Regions from separate parts of the Homo sapiens genome. Here region 1 is linked to region 2. Evidence: read pairs that join two places in POLR2A ChIA-PET (ENCODE). Cell type or tissue: MCF 10A. All regions are shown on one strand.

Region 1 (2,500 bases), 180 kb after region 2:
GAAATGGATATGATTTGACAAGTTTATTTACTTGAGGGGCCAATTGCAGTCTCAGATTGATTTCAGGAGCCGAATTTACAGTCAATCCACTCAGAGAGAAAAGATTTGGCCCTAAAAATAGAATTTGAACATTAAACACTTTTAAAACAGTAACTTTCCATTTGTTGGAAAGAAAAAACAAACAACCTTCCCTTAATATAGATGATATATCATTTAAAATCATCAGCCACTTAAAATATCCCCTTGTGTTTCTGTCATTTATGTTGTATCCTCTGGGAAGTTCTTATAAAAATGACCTGTTGAATCTGGAAACAACAGGTCCTTCTTTTTAGCACAAAGGCAGCTCTGTTTTTTCCATCAAGGACACGAGAAAGAAGTGATTAAAGACCCCTAAAACTCTTATCTATAGCAGTTTGCATTGAATTCGGCCTCGTACTGTGCTGTAAGCGAACACATTTCAAGCTGACTGTCTGAAACATCTAACACTATGTTGGGCTCTGAGGTGCTATTAAATATGGTGAAATATTTAGTACTAAAACCCTTTATTTTCCTTTTGCCATATAAACTTTATTTCCACAAAGTAGGATTGTTTCTTCTTATTCCAGAAATGAGTATTTGAGGGCACGGTGTATCTGCAGACCTGGATCTTATTTTCCATGGACCTTTCTGAGCTCCTGTAAGGGGAGGAAGGTTTCAAGGTAACTAGAAACACAAGTAGTTTTTTAAAAAAAAGAAAGAAAGAAAAAAAAAGAGTCATAAACTTGTAGGCCACTCTTTCCTTTGGAAACTGAATGCATGCTATAAAGTAAATCTCTTCTTGGATTGTTTACTGCAGCAGAAGAGTTTTGTAAAGCAATTTATGGTGGTCACAAAAATAACTGCACAGTAGACTTCACGGTTTGCTGAATTTAATTTTCTAAGTGTTGGAGCAATGTCTTTGTTTTCCCATTTGCAGTGGTTTTTTATTGGATGCATAAATTTACGTTTAACTCAATTACATAGGAAACTTATTTTAAAAAAATCCAACCTATGGAGCCTGGATTATGTGATTATTTAATGAAATTTCCCCACAGTTCTCTTTCATCTTGGCTCTGAACTTGGAGTTTGATGTTTGTGAGCAAGACTGAAGGCTCGTCTATGAAAAAAAAATCTCCCACCCAGAATGCCACTTAAATATTAAGTGCATTTTAGCTACTTATATTTAGCTAATAGTTTAGAACAGGGGATTCAGTTAGACCTGCATGAGTCAGCCCAAACTTTGCAATACAGGATTTGTACCACACACTTATGACCACACTATCACAGACACACACACGAACAGAAATAAATTCCAGATATTTGCACCCAGCAGTGAATTATGGAAGAGAAAAACCTATATAATTATTTTTAGGTGTACATTGACACGGGAGAATCCTAAAAGGTCTAGCCTTTTTTTGCCCAGTGAAATCACTCAGTTAGCCATGATAGTTTGTGGTGGCAGTGCCACCTACTGTCCTCACAAAGGGACAAATCTGCTGCAATTAGCAAGTTTGAAGAAAGTGTCTTGGAGAATGAGTTTGTCAGTTAGAAATACCTGTTGCTGAACTTTTTCAGTCAATTACTCTCACTGGGAAGAAAATAAAATACTTTATGAAGTTTTTTCCAAGAGTGAAGTAATAAACACTTCCTTCATTTGAGCACATTTGTAGTAAAGATAAAGAAAATATTTATTATTCAAAATCTCTAGAAAGAAAATTATTCTCACTAATTTAAATGTCCTAATAGACTTTCTCTAAAATAAATAAAACAAAGGCAAATTTTTATATGCTGAGAAACTCGACCCTGGTGGAGTTTAAAAAAAAACACTCCTCATTACTTAATTTAGCAGACATGATATCACTAAAACAAATGTCTGTGGCTTGCATGTCACGGTAAAGCAGTCCCTTGCAATGAATAGTGTCCATTTCTCTTGTATGTATGGTGGCTTCATAAAGGAAAGGAAAAAGTTTCCTTAGCTTCAAAACATTGAGATCTTTGCTGGAAGTCAGGACCGAATACCTCTACTGTAGTTCAAGAGCAGGCGAGCTTAGAATTTAATAAGGAGGCTCTCTTCTGCTTGTTTCTGTCTGTACCAACTAAAAGGTATGTCTCTTTTTTCTTGTAAGCTAAAAGATACTTATTAATAAAGTAGTTAAATATGTGTGTACACATACACATACATATGTATGTATATAAATGTTTAGATTCAATAATATTTCAGTCTATTATTTTGGTACAAGATAGGAAATATTTATTATCCAGTCTCTTACACTAGCATGTCTATTTCTTATATTTCAGTTTCTTTTCTTTAGCCAAATCTGGACAATTTCAGCAGAGAAGGACATCACTAGAATCATTTTATTCTAGAGCATACAGGAAGATCAAAGATTGTCCAGCTCACAGTTTAGGAGCTAGTGCTCCCCTGACTTCATCCAAATTTGAAATTTTCTGGCCTCGAACGATCATGGCCCCGTTTTTCAAG
Region 2 (2,500 bases):
TGATGCTTCAGCAATTCATCCTGGCATTCTGGCAGGATGAATTCCTCTCTGCAGTTCTTCTCTCTATCTGGCCAACTGCTGTAGTGACCACTGCCTGCTGCAATAGGGAATCTTGCTTTGGAGAGAATCCTCTATCCTGCCTCCATTGCCTTTGCTGGTGCCTGGCTTCTGGCCCAAGTGTTCTGTCAAGGCCAGTTGTGAATTCCACATGTCTTCTTCTCAGGCACTGCCACTCCTTATGCCTAGAGGCAGGGGTGGGGAGGAGGAGAATGACTGTTTTGTGGAAACCCCCAACTCAGAACCGCACAGATGCCCTGCAGTTCCACCTCTGCATGGTAGCCAAAGAGAGTCCTCTAAATGAAGCAATCTCTTTGAGCCTCTCAGCATCCCCGCACTTCCAGCATCACTCAACCCAGAAACAATAGAATCTACAAGGGGACTCCCTACATGTTTCTTATGAGGTCAGAATTGCCATCCTGGAAAGGTGAGTTACAGTGCTGCCCAGGTGATTCTTGTGTGTTACTCTATGTTATATCTATTGTATAATCTCACATTTAAATAGCACCATTCCTTTTATTGCAATGCTTATGAAAACTTTCCTTGTTTTTAGGTTTCCTTCGTCAGTCCAGGCAGGACTGTGCGGTTGGAAAAGGGACGGATGCTGGTCCTGGAAGGGGCGTCGTTATCTAGAAGCTCCCAACCTAAGTGGGTGACTCATAGGGAGGGCAAGGAGAGAAGGACACAGCAAGCAACTTACATGTAAAACAAGACGTGTGGGTTATTATGGAAGAAATTCACAACCAAACTTGGGGTTAGCCCGTATTGTTTTCCAAGAACTCTATGTGGACAGTGACAAAAAACAGACCTAAGAACTAGCAGACTGGGCAAAGCTTTTTCACATAACAACAACAAAAAAAGCAATTCCTCAGGAAAAAATGGTCAATGGGTCATTGTGTGTAGACAAAACTACAAGTTCTGCTCCAGACTCTGGGGAAACCATGCTGCCATCTTCAAGCTGTGGCCATTCTGTAATACAGACTACGCTAAATCACATGTTGTCATCAAGGCAGAATATTTTGTTCCTTTATGGGTCAGCCTGGGATACAAAATTAGAGAAACTTTGCAATGAAAAATCCCTTGTGTCTCATTGAACTTTTTCCTTAATTCAAACCTTTCCTTTCACAGTTTTGATTAGTGCCTTTGCCCATGTGGACAATATTTTATGATCAGGTTTTAAGAGTAATCCATCCATGGCTGCTTGGCTGCCTGGAACTTAAAACAACGACAACAACAATGTCCAGATAAACCCAATAAAATAGGTTTTTAAATGTGTGTGTGTGTGTGTGTGTGTGTCTGTGTGTGTGTGTGTTGTGCTGATCTTTAGCCTTGAAGCTTCACTCTTTCCCCTCTTCTGAAGAAAAGGTGTTTGCAGGGTGGCTGAACTTGCCAAACGCTGACGCAGAGTAGATCCAGCCTGGCAGCTGTCTACAATTCCTTGATGGGCCTCTTCTACAAAGAAGATTGATGTGAGTCAGCAAAGCCCTCATTAAGTGAGTCACATCATTAATAAAAGGCGCAGATTGCAAAGCGGTGTTTATTTCAGTGTTGATAGAAACCAGGACACAGTGGCCTTGAATCAAAAATAACCTTGGGCCAGACACATTGAACTTGGATCAGATCTGAAATCCCAGGCATTCATCCCTCCCTGAAGGCAAACATACGTCCAGATGATACCGCTGCCTTCCTTGTTGTACAAATGACTTGCTCCTCATCACCAGCATTTACCTTGTGCTTGACAGTTTGCAAAGCCTGTCCACTTACAAACTCTCTTGTTCTGACATGAGTGAGCCTTAAGCAGTGATTAAGTGCTCTTGCTCAGGTGTCGAGCAGTCCTGGGTCAGAATCTCAGCTCTACCATTTTGAAGCTGTGTGAACTTGGTTAGCTCATTTAACCCCTCCAAGGTTCAGACGACACTAAATAAACTCTAAGTACTCTTACTACACTAAGTAACCCTCTCTAATTTCCTCATGTGGGCCCAGTGTCCTTAGACTCTCCAACTTATGGGTGAGGATAATAATAATATCTCCACCATACAGCATGAAGATTAAACAAGGTAATAAAATTAATGAAATAATTGCAATGTGTGGCACATCATAAAGTTCAAGAAATGTAATAACCCTGAGATTTGGATAGCATAGGCGTTATGCTGATTAATAGATGAGGAAACAGGAGCTGAAAAAGTTTACTCATTCAAGGTCATAGGGTTGGGACTGGATGCCACCACAAGTTGAAACAAGTTCTCCTGACTTCAAAGTCAGTGTTCTTTCAAAGCCACCCATGGCACAGGTATTTGAACAACAGGCATATTTTCTCTTGCCCTATTCACTTTCCAGGAAATGAAATTGTATCATACTTTCCTCCTGGCTCTCATTGGTTTACCGTTTTGTCTGTATTCACTTTGATTTCTATGTCAGCTGCTGCAACGCTAGTGAAAAAGAC

What was found. ChIA-PET counts read pairs that join two places held together with the same protein. Peaks named below come from ENCODE experiments on the same cell type or tissue, not always from the same donor. Only the 100,000 strongest peaks of a DNase experiment are listed, where the experiment ranks them.
Region 1: POLR2A ChIA-PET joins it to region 2 with 6 read pairs; 2 of 35 experiments call an interaction of 5 or more read pairs at or near these places.

Annotation. Positions count from the first base shown.
Region 1 is chr17:13,596,914-13,599,413 of GRCh38, reverse strand. The region is part of intron 1 of HS3ST3A1 (heparan sulfate-glucosamine 3-sulfotransferase 3A1); the gene reads left to right. Among named protein-coding and RNA genes, the nearest start is that of HS3ST3A1, 3.8 kb to the left of the region's middle. In MCF 10A, a CTCF peak has its summit at 1,487 (motif pointing left); a DNase peak (open chromatin) is centred at 1,483.
Region 2 is chr17:13,775,460-13,777,959 of GRCh38, reverse strand. LOC107985014 (a long non-coding RNA gene) reads left to right here. Exons shown (of 3, transcript XR_007065628.1): 3 at 224-1,332. Among named protein-coding and RNA genes, the nearest start is that of HS3ST3A1, 170 kb to the right of the region's middle. In MCF 10A, no CTCF peak of the experiment used is centred here; DNase peaks (open chromatin) are centred at 1,549 and 2,289.